Regions from separate parts of the Mus musculus genome. Here region 1 is linked to region 2. The links are chromatin loops, found by intact Hi-C in ENCODE. Cell type or tissue: heart. All regions are shown on one strand.

What was found. Peaks named below come from ENCODE experiments on the same cell type or tissue, not always from the same donor. Only the 100,000 strongest peaks of a DNase experiment are listed, where the experiment ranks them.
Region 1: it touches region 2 in a loop (2.2-fold over the local background); 3 of 42 quality-filtered maps call a loop at or near these places.

What each region holds. Positions count from the first base shown.
Region 1 is chr13:113,333,684-113,341,683 of GRCm38, reverse strand. All of the region lies in intron 5 of Cspg4b (chondroitin sulfate proteoglycan 4B), which reads right to left. Among named protein-coding and RNA genes, the nearest start is that of Gm41070, 27 kb to the left of the region's middle. In heart, a CTCF peak has its summit at 4,328 (motif pointing left); no DNase peak of the experiment used is centred here.
Region 2 is chr13:113,505,603-113,513,602 of GRCm38, reverse strand. It overlaps Gm34471 (a long non-coding RNA gene), which reads left to right. Exons shown (of 4, transcript XR_003950669.1): 3 at 4,989-6,432. Among named protein-coding and RNA genes, the nearest start is that of 4921509O07Rik, 6.8 kb to the right of the region's middle. In heart, no CTCF peak of the experiment used is centred here; a DNase peak (open chromatin) is centred at 4,072; H3K27ac peaks cover 846 bases.

The sequences.
Region 1 (8,000 bases), 170 kb after region 2:
ATGTGTGCAGATATGTTTGCATGTTCATGGGTGTGCACATGCCTGTGGAGGCCAGAGGAAAACCTAAGGTGTCTTTCTTCAGGGTGATGCACTTCGTTTATTTTTTAGACAAAGTCTCTCAGAGGGACATGAACTAGGCTGGGCTAACTGTCCAGAGAGCTCCAGGGATCTGCCCATCTTCACCTCTGAAGAACTGGGATTACAAATGCATCACTGTGGCTGGCTGATGGTTTTTTGTGGATGCTGGGGACTTTACCAACTGTACTCAACACTTAACCAAAAATATTGCTCATCCACCATGTGCCAGCAAATGTTTTGGATGCTTGCACTGTAGCAGTGAATGAAACAAAAGGAGTCATGCCTTTGTGGGCAGAGGGCAGAAAAGAACACAAGAGAGGAGGGAACAGGCCTAATAGGAATGAACAATGTAGTGAGTTATAAAATCCCTATACCACAAAAACAATGAACCACAGTAGGGGGTTCTGGGATGTAGACTATTAAAGCAGGAGGCTTGTTAGAGGAAGGCCACATAGGGCAAAAAAGAAGCCATGCACATATCTGCATATCCAGGAACAGAAAAAGAACATGGGACACTGGGGGTAGACGGGGTTGGAGGAGGGGTGAAGAGGTCATTATGGCAGAAAGAAAATAAGCAAGATAAAGAAGAAAGAAAATGTCTCAAAACACAAGAGATGGTCCACAAATCTGCACTGTCTGAATGCCACCTTGTCCTGGAGGCCAGGGGGAAAATCCAAGTACAGTCTTGACTTGTGGCCAGCCTGGCCTTTATGTCATGATGGTCTGTAGAAGCAGGAAACCAGTCAGTGGTTGACTGACTATGAGAAATCTACAAAGAATGACAGTGGGGAAGCCACAGCAGGATGGGAAGTGGGCTGGATCTGGGTGTCTGCTAACGGTGGTGAGGGCTTAGACATGAGAGTTACAGAGGAAGGAAAGGCAGGGGGCTGACAACACACTTTCCCAGTGACAAGGAAACGTTGCCCACCATTGAAAGGGAGACAGCCTCATGGGGAGTGGACAGCGGAGAGCAGGAGCTCACTGTTGCTTCTAAAATGAGTCTCACCGGATGGAATCAGATATCAGAAGTTTTAAAATCAGGGAGTCACATGATGTGGGAAATGCCCCCCCCCCCCATATTTGAATGTTTAATCACCAGGGAGTCGAACTCTTTGATAGAATTAGGAGGATTAGGAGGTGTGGCCTTGTTGAATGAAGTATGTCGCTAGGGGTGAGCTTTAAGGTTTGAAAAGCCATGTTCAGCCCATTCTCTATCTCTCTCTGTGTCTGTCTCTGTCTCTCTCTCTGTCTCTCTCTGTCTCTCTCTATATCTCTCTGTGTCTCTGTCTCTGTCTCTCTCTGTCTCTCTCTCTCTCTCTCACTGTCTCTGTCTCTCTCTCTCTCTCCCTGAGATCAGAATGTAGCTCTCAACTACTTCTCCAGCACCATGCCTGCTGCCATGCTCCCTCCCATGATAATAATGAAACTATAAGCAAGCCTCCAGATTAATGCTTTGGTTTTGTAAGAGAGGCCTTGGTCATTGTGTCTCTTCACAGTGACTAAGACACATGGCGTTTCACCAGCACCAAAACAAGTGGCTTTATCATTAGCTCAATTTTCACACCTTTACCTATGGCTATTGCTTGCAGAACACAGAGACATCATGTGCACACTCCTGAGTCTATGTGCCATCTTTACTGGCAGACCAACACTGCATCTGCTTCTATGCTTCCTAGCAGAGAATCTAAAGCTTCTCTCCTAAACCGTTAAATTGTTATGTCGCATGCTCAAAAGGAACAATTTTCCTTTTCCACAGAAAAGGAGGCGCTTTTGCAGTGACAGCTCACATCCCATGCCACTGAAAGAGAGTTTGAATGGGAGTCCAGAAGGTATATAGGGCTTTTTAAGTTTTCATACCAAACCTGATATCCGGACAATAAAAGTCATTCCAATCACATCCAAAGTGTCACACAGATAGCAATCATCATCATCATCATCATCATCATCATCATCATCATCATAATCACATCCAAAGTGCCATACAGATTACAAGAAAAAACCTCTTTTGTGAATAATCCTCTAACTTGGTGAATGCTGACAGCTATGATCATAAATTATACATAAAATTTATATACACATGCATAAATACACACACACACACACACACCAGAACTTATACATACAAATCTGTGTTCAACTCTATAAGGCTACTGTGGTGGTTTCAATAAAAATGGCCCCATAGACTCATCTGTTTGAATGCTTGATCCCTAGTTGGTGGAACTATTTGGGAAGGATTAGGAGGTGGAGCCTTGGACTCAAAAACTTGCAGTTAAGCATTTTCTTTTGTTAGATTCCTTGGTCATGGTTTCTCTTCACAGCAATACGAACGCAACTAAGGCAATTCACTATCTTGAAGAATAACTCATGCCAATAAAAACAGCACTGCTAAAAATTCAAATTCTTGAGTTCAAATTATTTTTGTGCAAAAACATTGGATTTTGGTTTTGTCCAATGATAACCAGGGTTCAAGTCACTGTGTTCATATTTCCTAGCAATATAACCTTGTCCACATCTCTTAATCTCTCTGGGTTCTAATTTCTTCATCAGTAAAAAGGAATAATGGGGATATTATCTATGTTGTACTTAGCACAACCTCACCTGACATACAGCAAGTCTTTAGTAAATACTAGCTTTGGGTAGCCCATTTTCTTCACAAGATTTGGCTCTGAGGATAAGACCATATCTGGCTGTTGTGTTATGGTACTATGTGGCAAGCTAGGTTCTTCTGTGTGTGTATCACCAAAGATACACACTCAGCCCAAATGTAACTTCCAAAAATATTAGATTTACTTTATTTGTATGTATGCATGTCTATGCATACACATATGTGTGCAGGTGCCCTGGGGAGCCAGCAGAGGGAATCTGATCCCCTGAAGCTAGAGTTATAGGTAGTCTTGAACTCTGCAATGTGGATGCTGGAAGGCAAACTGCAGCCTGCAAGAGCCGAAAGTGTCCTAATCAGTAGGCCATCTTCTCAAGCCATTGAGTGTATTGTTCTTTAACACTACTCTACTTTAACACTATACTAAAGCCAGCCCAGTTCCATTAACATCATGAAGGCTATTTCCTATCACACACTGCATATATTGCTTTACTTCACATTACCCATCATGGGAGGGGGCATTTACCTGTTAACAACTTAATTTCTGACTGTTTCTCTCTCAGTCTAAGGACAATAGCTTTTCAGTGTCTACTGGAAATACAAAATTAACAGTGTGCTCAGATTACAAGGACGTAGGCTTAATTTAACTTGTGGAAAAGCCACGGTTTCTATAAAATATATACGTGGGCCTGTTTAACAGTACCATGACTGCCAGTTTCAGGCTTTACATTTTTAAATCATTCCCTGTAGCTTATTTTTATTTCTTCAGGAATGAAAATTAACTTGAGAATGTGCTGTCATTTTCCTTCCTGTAACTTGTAGACCCTGATTATTTTTTCCCAATCAGGAGCTTAGAAGAGTTATTTTTCCACTGTAGTTCCTCTAAGGCCAAACACTGCTTTCCCCTGTCACCTCTGGAATATACCACCTTCTAAAACAAATGGGGAACCTGTCACTAGCTCAATTAGCAGTCCCATTGCTTCAAGGGAAGCTCTAGTTTAGAGCCCAGCATTGGGTCACAGTAACTTCAGATATGTGGAGAGAGGGACAGCAATGAGCTCAACCTTGAAGCCAGATTTGAAAGTTATGTAAGGTTCAATAAGCAAGTGTCTGAGGACAAACCACACTTGCCCTGAGGACAAGCCACACTTGCCCTGAGGACAAGCCGCACTTGCCCCTGGGGGTAGTACACGAAAATTCACCTCTGCTTGTTAGAGGAAGAGAGGCTGACCTCCTGAGTTACCAACTGTGTCTACCCAATGTCATCATAGTTGTGCTATCAACATTTAAAGACTCTGGCCTTTGGATCAGGTTTCAGGGGAGTTGTATAGAGTACTCTGATGAGCTGCCCTGCTGTGTGGCATTCTGGAAGGCCACTGACTTTTACAGCCTCCACGCTTCCACTGCACCTGGTTTGCAAAGCTCCTTCTAGTTATTCTAAATAATTGCCAAAAACAAATAAGTGTGTGTGGGGGGTGTATCTCCAAGGGACAGTCCTTGATTTGCACACACTGGGTCCTGGGTTCAATCCCCAGCACCATACAAAGCCAAGCCAAGCCTATCTTTAAAGTAAAAACAAGGCAAAGCATTATAGTATTATATTACAGGTCTTTTTTGAAAAATGGGAAAATGAAGCCCCCTCGTGGCCAGAATTTTATGTGGCCTGTGTAAAACACCACTTAAACTCAAAAGCACTCTTAAGAATGGATTTGAAATGTAAGTGAAGAAAATATCTAATAAAGTAATTTTAAAAATCGAACGACAACAACAAAAAAAGAAGGATGGATTTCAGAGCAGAATACAAAGGAGTCACTAGGGATAGCATAACTCTGAATCTGCTTTGTCAGAGCACAAATAAATGACCCCATTCATGGCCCCCAATTCCCTTAGAGATGGGCCCGCCCGCCAGCCCTGCAGTTTAAGGATGTGTCTTGTTCCTGCAGGAGAAAGGCCTCACTTGAAACCCTACACCAGAGAAGGCAATGCTTAGACTCTGCTCTGAATCCCCAACCAGAGTCCACCATGCCACCAGGATCAATTCCCACCTCTCCCACGCTCTTCTCCAAAGCAGACTGGGGTGGACACCCTTGCTATCTACAGGCCCTGGCAAGACTGGGAGGAAGAAAGCCATATAAGGTCACCTGAAAGCTTTAATAAAATGCAGATTGGAGAGAACATGAAATCTGGGTCAGGAAAAGGTACCTGCTACCAACCTGAGGGTCTGAGTGTGCCCCTGGGACCTGCATAGTCGAAGGGGAAACCAACTCTTTGCAAGTTGTCTTCTGACATCAATACTTGTGTATGGTGTGTGTGTGTGTGTGTGTGTGTGTGTGTGTGGTCCCTTTACCGTATATCCCAAATAAATCAATGTGATTTTAAAAACCCATAAATCTGAAGGCCTTGTGGAAGTCACATTTTGCCTCTGTCCCAGATTCTCTCTCTGCTTAATGTTGTTATTTGGGCTAGTCATATCTACTGCCCATATCACACATCCCACCACTAGTCTCTCCAGCCCAGACCATGCTCATTATAGAAGTAGCTTACCTCCAAGCCACACCCCAGCCCTTTACTTCACCCCTACCCTTAACTCTGTGGGAAGCTCATACTTCCTCCAGGTTCTTGGGTTCCTATACTGTAACTGTGCAGGAGAAAGCAGTAGTGCTTCATTGTGATCACAAGTTCACACCTTAACTCTGCTATATCCCCGAGGCTCTGTCTGTCTGTCAGCCAGTCTGTCTCTCTTGCAATCTTAGCCAAGAGTCTCCTGTGCTATAGTTTTCCCCTTTTTTCAAATAAAAACGATACCCTACAGAGTTGTTGAAGGCTTGTGTCACAGGCTGAGCCCAATACCAGGCACAGAATAAACATTTCAGCAGTATTAGCTACCGTGTGACCAGAAAGTGGTCATTATCTTCATCAACCAATTGCTCTGAAATAAAGAGAAGAAATGCTGCTGTCAGAAATGATCCCTACATTTGAGAGGAACTACCCACACATCTGCTACTAGACAGTGTGCTCAGTTAGCCGTGGCTTTAACTAAGTGCATATGCTGTCCACATTCACATCCAGAAAAATGGACAGACCTGATAATCCTTTAATATTATTGGGAGTTGATTCATGACACTCCCTGCAGTGTGGTCAATGCGCTTAGCTGTTCCATGCTAATTTGCCATCATTGCCAGCCACTCTGGTGGGAAAGGGAGAAATAGCTTGAAAACAAAGATAACTGGGGGCAGAAACTAATAGCATATCTTGGATCCTGTGAACTGCCTAGAGCAGACTTTCTAAGAGACGAAGGCTAATTCCTGGCTGCTGCTTGGCTCTTTTTCTATTTGAAATTAAGTTGAGATTGATAATAGATATTATCATTGTGCTTCAAAATTTCAATGCACAAGACTACATTGTTCGAAGACCTTTAGGCAATCTCTCTCTCTCTCTCTCTCTCTCTCTCTCTCTCTCTCTCTCTCTCAGTGTGTGTGTTTGTGTGTGTGTATGTGTGTGTGTCCCCTCAACTTTACCCCCTTTACTTCCAATGTTTAAATCCTTGTCATTTGTTATTTTTCTTCCATCATGACCATGACTTTGAATGACCACCACAATCCATAAAGTGAGATGGCCAGGTTTGAAAGCAGATACGTACTGTTCCCCATCCCAGCCTACTTTCTAGCTGGGAAGGGCAAGCCTGTGTGAACGGGCAATGAGCAGGCGGGGTTAATTAGTCTGGCAGAGCTAGGACATTGAACAGTCATTAGGAGACTTCAAAGATGAGGACAACAAGCAGACTTCCCTGCCTGGAAGTGAGACGACTCTTAATGTAGTAAAGAACTCTGGCAGTATTAGGTGCGGAGGGTGCAGTTATTATAGCAGGTACCTAGTGGCTTCATTATCACCCTATGGTATCAGTTTCTGGGAGTTCAGGATTTAGCACTTTCAACAGATGAACTCCTAGAACTTGACTCAACTCATAAAAGGTCATGTTTCCGGGAGAGACAATGGCTCAGTCAGTGAAGTGCATGCCACACAAGCTGGAGGACTTCGACAATCTCCAGCACCCACATACAAAGCCAAGTTTGTCTGGCATGTGCCTGTAATCCCAACATCGGAGGGGGAAAGACAAAGGAATTCCTAGTTTATAGGCTCCCTAGCCTGGCCAGGGAGACAGGCTAGACCAAGTGTGAGCTTCAGGTCAGTGAAAGACTGCCCAAAAAAAAAAAAAAAAAAAAAAAGAGGTGGAGGATATGTGGATGAAGAATACCCAATGCTGAACTTCATACAGAATTCTATATACAAGTGTACACCCTCACAAATGCCCATGTACATATTACAGACAGACCACACATTTCCAGAAACAGTAAGAGTAATGGAGGGGGCATTTTTCCATATATATAAACATCTAGCTTTGTTAGTTTCATGGCTTGCAGTGCCTTTCAATTAGCCAAAGTAATTAACACATTTTACATACTGTCCATGTGGGGTGTGTATGTGTGTGTGTTAGACACAAGATAATTTGGTATTACACATTCTATTTCACTTAACATGATTTTAAAATATTGTTTTGGTACCATAGGACCTATAACCTCCTGATCATTCCCACTATGGGTAGCAGGTGTGGACTCTGAGCTCAGACCACCCAGGCTCAAATCCTACTTTTGCTAACTTTGTCATTTGTCAAGTGCCTTAAATTTTCCTTGCCTCAAATATTTATTGCAACCCTCCTTTGATTACAAGAATCATGAAAAGGATTAAATGAGGAATCATTTCATCAGTTAAGTGGTACATTTATAGCTGCGCCTGACTCGTGAGGGATGGAGGGGTGTGGCTCAGAAATGCTGGCTGCCACCTACTAGTATCTCTGGAAACCAAAAGAACAAACCTGCGTCATGCTGAGGGATCCTTATGCTCAGAAATCAACTCTCAACACGGAGCTAATATTTATTATTCTTTTCCTCCCACCCACCGCTCTGGGGTTTTCATGCCAGGCTTACTTCAGATTGATTATATTTGTTCTGGAATATTCCTTGGCCAGGAAGACTCTTTCCCCTCATATGCATACAGATGGGTTATCCAAGTACACGAGCCCTATCTTTGCTCGTAAGAGTTCACAGGAATGAACAGCCGATTAACCAGTTTGCTACCCTGGCTCAAAATACTCCCCAAATGATAACTGGGGCTCACCATGTCTAAACTGTTAGTGTCACGTGGTCTGTGATGGACTCCTGCTTTTCTGGGAGTCTGGGATTTGGATTTTTACCAGGCAGAGAGTGCTTGCCTACCTGACGAGTCCCTGAAGATAGCTTGACCACTCAGCAACTAATGAGCT
Region 2 (8,000 bases):
TTTGGGGTCCTACATATCAGCCATTCTGTATATCATATATTTACTTGATTCATCATAGTAGCAAAACCACAGTTGTGAATGTCTTAGTCAAGGTCTCTATTCCTGCACAACCATCATGACCAAGAGGCAAGTTGGGGAGGAAAGGGTTTATTCAGCTTACACTTCTATACTGCTGTTCATCACCAAAGGAAGTCAGGCCTGGAACTCAAGCAGGTCAGGAAGCAGGAGCTGATGCAGAGGCCATGGAGGGATGTTCTTTACTAGCTTGCCTCCTCTGGCTTGCTCAGCCTGCTCTCTTATAGAACCCAAGACTGCCAGTCCAGAGATGGTCCCATTCACAAGGGGCCTTTCCCCCTTGATCACGAATTGAGAAAATGCCTTACAGCTGGATCTCATGGAGGCATTTCCTCAAGTGAAGCTCCTTTCTCTGTGGTAACTCCAGCTGTGTCAAGTTGATACAAAACTAGCCAGTACAATTGACCCCTTGTCAACTTGACACACAAACACATCACTAGTAAGCCTCAACCCTTACGTTCTTATTCATCCCCAAGGTCTAAATAGCTTTAAATATCCCACAGTCTTTACATATTCTTGACATTTCAATCTCTTTAAAATATCATCTCTTTTAAAATCCAAGTCTTTTTACAATTAAAAGTCTCTTAACTGTGGGCTCCACTAAAATAGTTTCTTCCTTCAAGAGGGAAAATATCAGGGCACAGTCACAATCAAAAGCAAAAATCAATGTCCAACCTTCCAATGTCTGGGATCCAACTCACAATCTTCTGGGCTCCTCCAAGGGCTTGGGTCACTTCTCCAGCCATGCCCTTTGTAGCACACGCATCATCCTCTAGGCTCCAGATGCCTGTACTCCACTGCTGCTGCTGCTCTTGGTGGTCATCTAATGGTACTGGCATCTCCAAAACACTGCATGACCCCTTCAGTCCTGGGCCTTCAATTGCAACTGCGGCTGCACCTTCACCAATGGCCTTCCATGGCCTCTCACAGTGTCGAGCCTCAGCTGCTCTTCGTGACCCCTTCATGCCTTCAAAACCAGTACCACCTGGGTGACCCTTACATATTACCAAGTCCCACTGCAGCAGGAGTACAAACTTGGCTATCTCTGGAACACAGCCTCTTTGTGCTTTCAGAAAACACTTCCCAGAAGACGTCACCTCAATGCTGCTGGTCTCTTCTTAATCACCGCTAATTTCTTAGCTCCAGCTAACCAGCATCAATAGTCCCAGTAATGCCAAGTTTTTGCTTTAGTAGTTCTGGTATCTTGTTAATCACGGCTGATTCTTCAGCCCCAGCTAACCAGAACCACAGAATCTTCACAATCAAAACAGCAATGGCCCTGAAAAGAGTCTTTAATTTTCCCTCTGAAATTTCACAAACCAGACCTCCATCTTCTGCACTGTTCTCAACATTATCTTCCAAGCTCCTACACAACATCTGACAGAGCTCTTAACAACGAATGGATCTTCAAGCCCAAAGTTCCAAAGTCCTTCCACAGTCCTCCCCAAAACATGGTCAGGTATTCACAGGAATACCCCACTCTGCTGGTACCAATTTGTCTTAGTCAAGGTCTCTATTCCTGCACAAACATCATGACCAAGAAGCAAGTTGGGGAGGAAAGGGTTTATTTGGCTTACACTTCCATACTGCTGTTCATCACCAAAGGAAGTCAGGCCTGGAACTCAAGCAGGTCAGGAAGCAGGAGCTGATGCAGAGGCCATGGAGGGATGTTCTTTACTAGCTTGCCTCCTCTGGCTTGCTCAGCCTGCTCTCTTATAGAACCCAAGACTGCCAGTCCAGAGATGGTCCCACTCACAAGGGGCCTTTCCCTCTTGATCACTAATTGAGAAAATGCTTTACAGCTGGATCTCATGGAGGCATTTCCTCAAGTGAAGCTCCTTTCTCTGTGGTAACTCCAGCTGTGTCAAGTTGACACAAAACTAGCCAGTACAGTGAAGTAGCAATGAAATAATTTTATGGGTGGGGTTCACCACCACATGATGAACTGGAGTAAAGAGTCAGTTGAGGAGCACTGGTTTAGAGGATGGGGAGGACCAGTACATACATATACATTCCTTTCATCCTAGATATATATATTCCAGTACATTCTGGAAACAAGAAGCAGTTGAAGTATGGGATATGACTCTGTATTTTGAGCCTAGAGGCTAAGTCTTCATCTTGAAGGTTGTAGGGTAATACCAAGAATGGTTGAAAACCCAAGCAAGGAAGTCATGTGAATGAGACAGCCACATTCCTCATTACTACGATTCGAATGCTGGTGTCCCTCTAAAATTCCTCTATTGAAACTTAGCACACGGATGGTGGTACTGAGAGATGGACTCCTGGGAGGTCATTAGAAGATGAATCTTGAGCGAACTGGTTCCTGCCTGTTATCATACTATGAACAGATTAATACACCCATCTTGTGGCTGCATCAACATGTACTACATGGTTCAAATAAGGGTAACCTAAGTATAAATAGTTCTGTTGTTAGGAAGTAGAGGTCTGAACCTTCAACAAGACCTAAGGTCAGACAGACAAAGACAGAAACCAAGCAAAATCAGCAGAACTGGAGAGTGACTTATTGTAGGAGATAATCAGGAGGGGGTGCCAAGGATGAATGGTGAAGAATGTGCCAAGGATGAGTGGCACCCATGGTTCTTGGGGTCCTAAATGAATGCTTAATTCTTCTTAATTAAAAAGGAAGCTGGAGGAAGAGTAGTGTAGTGAGGAGAAGCCTAGAGAAGGGTTCTGTGTGCTCACTGACTAATGGCTGCCATTTATTTTGGTATTGTTTTATGGCAGGCGAGGGACCAGAGCTGTTCATTCCCACTTTAATGGCATGGCATACTTAAGAACGTGTACCCAGATCAAACTCAGAACCAATGACACCTGCTTTAACACCACATGAAGAAAAGCATTTGTTCAAAGCTATGCACCTGTTTGGAGACAACAGGTTAAGGCTTTTTTTTTTTTTTTTTTTTTTTTTTTTTTTAATGACTCAGTGTGGAGACTTTTAAACCAGTATGGAAGTAGAAGAGACAGCATATTGCATCTATCCGTGTCTCTATTAGCCAAATTATTAAGCCTTAGTCAAACTTTTTTCTTCTACCCGTACCCCCTAAAAATATTTCCCCTTGTTTCTCTGATTATTTTAAAGCAACTTTATTGGAACACATGTGCGGAGTAAGCTTTTAATTTTGGAGTGGCTATAAATTCAAAGAATTCTTGGGAAAATAATGCAGAATTTCAGACGTCCAGAAAATTTCTCTCTACCTCACATTCAATCCCCTGACTAGTAGCATTAAATACGGTGTGTTAGTGACAATGAAAGAATCAATATTGATATTAAAGTTTAAGTCCACACTACACCATGTTTTCCTATATTTCTGGTTTCATTGGTCAACTGGGACTATATTTCATGCTGCATTTTAAAGTCCTTATGGGCTTAGCAGTAGAAGGCTCCATTTCAGCCACTGTCTTTGTAGGCTTTTCCACTCTGAAAAGCCTTTATCAGATCAAATGTTCACGTTATGTCCACCCAGCCCCAACCCCTCCCTGACCCTGTGTCTCCTGTGCTCTAACTCAGGGAGCGGATGTCACAGCATCTGTCCACAGCAGCTTGAGGACAGAATATTGTCACACTAGCTCACTCTTAGGGGCACTCTCTAGATTCTCTTTAGAATGCCATTTGGAGTCCATGCTAGGGCAAACTACTGAGTGTAATTTGGGATAATCTGTAAAGCAGAGAATTCAGAAAAAGACCAATACATCTTAGTAAAGGCATTTGTGAGTCTGCTGCTCTGACTGAATGGGACAAAACGAATGGCTTCCAGGGCGAGGGGTTAACGTCCACCCCAGCTGCTCGGAATGCCAAAGCTCTGTGACTTGGCAGATCAGTGGACTTTGCTCATCCTTAGTGTTGGTCAGTTCACCCCAACCAAGAGGTCACCTCACGGGTGCCATGAGTTCTTCGTTGTCACGGGAAGCCATCTCCAGGCCCATGTCTCAGCACTCCTTGGAGTTCTGCATTGTTTCTGATGCAATGCCTGCTTCCACCCAGCCAGGCTAAGTGCACTGGGGCCTGGCTGGGAGCCAACATGGCGTCATTGTCCATTAATAGAAGTTGATGGAGCTCAGGTCTGGCAATGGTCCACTTCCTCCCATATTTTGTCTGCCTAAGGCAAATATATGGAAAAATCAATTAGGCATGCTTTTTTTTTTAAAACCAGTTTGTGCTAATTTGGGCATTGATTTTTTTTTCCTAGCTACTGTTGGCTTTAAAAATACTTTGTGACAAATCTTGTTTTTCCCCATTTATACAAGTGTCTGTAGACACGACTTCTTTCCCAAAATGATTTGAGGTGATACACTGCAAAAACACATTTATTATTAGCATCTGAGCCATTTCTGCTTTCCCTCAAAATGTCCTCCACTAATGTAATATAGTAGATGAATTATGAGTTTATTTATCTACCATACCATTAGTAGCTCCCTTTATTCTATACGGAATATGTATATGGTACACCAAGACTCATATCACAGTTAGGCAACCTGTAAGTGAGAAATGTAAAAGGCAGTCACATGAGATGCAGTTTCACTGTTCCTACACAAGAGCTCTCATTGGATTGAACATCAGCAAATGAGTCTTAGGAAAGTCGGGAAGAACGGGGGTGGGGGGATGAGACCATCTGGGCAAACCACAGTGACAATTCTCTAATATGTAGCCACCTTTGCTCAGATGTCCAAGTCAGAAAACATTGAAAGCATAACACAGTGAACACAGTTGATAATATTCTCACTGGAGACGGGTGAGCTAAATTTACCTGACTCAACTTCACAAGTTGAAATCCTAACACCCTGCTACCTCAAAAAAAATATGTGATTTGGGGATTGAGGGTCCTTAAGGAGTAATTAAGTGAAAATGATCGATAGACTTAGACACTAATCTAATCTGATTTGTTCCCTTACAGGAAGGGACTAAGGTACAGACAGAGGCAGAAGCAAAACTGTGTTGAAGCCAAGAAGCCAAAGAGGAAGTCCTCGAAGGAAGCCAGTTCACGGACACCGCAGTCTTGGACTTTGAAACTGCGGAAAGGCTATGAAACCATTCTGTGTTTAAGCCACTTACTGCAGCCTTCTGAGACCTTTGCTATGACAGCTTCAGCAAACCAACAGAGGCGCAAACGTGTTTCCTAAGGCCCATCTCTAACAGCATTCCTCTCTGCAGGCTGATGACATAGCCCTAGGCTAACTGGAAGCCCAGACTCCCATACCTGGCCCCACACCCGCCATAGTTTGGCAACTCAGGTGTTCCTACGTGAACTTGCCACACTGGCCCACAGTTTGCCAGCCTGGAGACAGAGGCCCCGATCTTGGCAGGCATAGTTTGCCTGCAGGGCTTTTCTACCTGGAACAGAGGGAGCATCATGGCTTTAGAACGTTTTGCCCCTTAGCAGCAGAAGTTAGCTGGTGTAAACCTTACTGTCAGTCAGTGGCCATGTTTTCCCAGACAGAAACAACTGGAATGTATAAGAAGGGAAAGTTGGAGAGGGTTTACTATCCCTCCAGTTGCTTCGTTCATTCAAGCGAACAATTCGAGAGATGCTGACTTCCTGACACTCATTCTGCTGAATTCCATCTGCATCCCTGCTTTCCTGGACAACTTAATTGTTCTTCCCCTTTTGTGTGGGAAGCCACATGTGCCGTTGCAGAGTGGCACTGACTACTGCTGGCCACCACGCATAAGATTGGACAAACAACCAATGTGTACATATGCAGTAAAGTTTTTTGCAAAGACACTGCCTGGCCCGGGCATGATAATGAGGTCTGTAAGGTACTGAGAGTATAAACAATCAGATGTGAGACATGCAAATGAGGTATGATAATGAGGTTCTGTAAGGTACTGAGAGTATAACCAATCAGATGTGAGACATGCAAATGAGGTATGATAATGAGGCTCTGTGAGGTACTGAGAGAGAGTAGCCAATCAGATGAGGAACATGCAAATGAGGCATAGTGCATAACCAATCCGGGTGTAAGACACGCCTCTCCTAGGCCTATAAAAGCAGCACCAGTTCTGGGCTCGGGGTCTTTTCGCCTCTACAATCAAGCTCTCCTAATAAACGTGTGCAGAAGGATCCTGTTGCAGCGTCGTTCTTCCTGGCCAGTCGAGCGCGCGCAAGACTTTTGCTGATCCCACCACCGGTACCCTTGCCCACTGTAGCCTTAGCCACGGAATTCAGATGTTTGTGACTTACAACCGGAGTAACACACCGCTGTCCTTCCATCTTCCTGTTCTCCCATCCCTCTAGCGAAGTGGCTCTGGACTTTCCTAATGCTACCTCTGTTTAATATGGTTCTTCACGTTGAGGTGACCAGCAACCACAAGATTCTTTTTGGTGCTACTTCCTAACTGTGAGTTTGCAACTGTTACGAGTCATAATGTAGATATCTGTGTCTTCTGATGATCTTAGGCAACCCCTGTGTAAGGGTTGGTTGACCGTCACAGAGGTTGAGATGCACTTGTTGAGACCCACTGATCTATTCGACCTGAGTCACTGGCAGGCCCCTTGAACCAAGGTTGTCACTGAATGACAAAGTTAAGTCAAGGGTTAAGCACACTCCTTTCTGAGTGTTTTCTACAGAAAAAAAAAAAAGGCAATAGTCAAATGGGAACACTGGGCATCCCAGCACCGCCCTGTGTTGAGCTCGTCAGAGTCCATCTTTCCAGGGAATGATCTAGCAGATTCAGGTCCTTTCCTCTTCCCCTAGAGGAGGGCATGGCTGCAATGTCATCTTTCACAAACTATTTCAAAGAAAGTGGAAAAGTAAAATTGAATTAAATACGTAAAAGTTCGGAAACTTGAATGTTGTTTTATTTACTCGACTAAGTTTCCTGTCTTCCCGTGTATGGGTGAGATTGCAAAACCAAATGTAAATATTACAAGTGTCTATTACATTTCCCTTGTCCAGGAAACCTCCTTTACTTCCTCCCTTTATTAGAAATGGGACTGTTTTTTCTTTTTCTTTTTTCTTATTTTCTTCTTCTTCTTTTTTATTTCTCAAGATTTCTCTGTGAAGCCATGGATATCCTGGAACTCACTCTGTAGACCTCAGACTCAGAGACCAGCCTGCCTCTGCCTCACACATGCTGGGATTAAAGGCATGCGCCACCACTGTCAGGTTTAAAAATTTGAATTTCCTTGTCTAAGCAAAACCAAAACAACAACAGACAACAAAACAAACAGACAACAAAACCTTCTTCTAATGCAGCATGTCTGTAGGTAATGTCCGTTCACTTGTACACTCATGCTGTGTGAGGAGAAGACATTTCTTCCATCCAGGAGACTCCTTTCCTCTATTTACTACTAAAGAGCAGACAGAACATTCTGACCTACTTCATATGAAAGTTACCTTTTAGAAAAGATGCTCATAGATTTTCATGTAACTGGTTTAGATTTTTATTTTTGTTGATTTCATATTTCTTCCAGGACAGAGTAGAAAACAAAACAAAGCAACCTACTTCCTATGTGAGAAGTCTTCCAGCTTTAAATTGAGAATACCCCAGTCAGGGATTTCTCAAATACTTCTTCATAAAAGAGTCTCATTAAGCATTGTTAATATATATCATTTCTTAGTCTGACAATACTATGGTGAAAGACCTTGTACTTAGAAAAAAATGGGATATTTTACATCTGTACATCTGTGGGATGTGTGCATGTATATATGTGAGTACATGAATACACAAGTGTGTGTGTGTGTATGCACGCCCAAAGTTGATATCAAGAATCTTCTTCAAGCTTCTTCTACTTTATTCATTGAGGCAGGGTCTCCCAGTCAAACCTAGATCTCACCAAACAGCTAATCTTGCTAGCAAGGTTTCTGGGAGACAGGCTAAAGGGAGGGGGTGGGAATCTGGGTACCCCTTGTCTAGATCTTCCGAGGATGGAATTGCAGGTGGGTTGCCATAGCCACTCAGCATC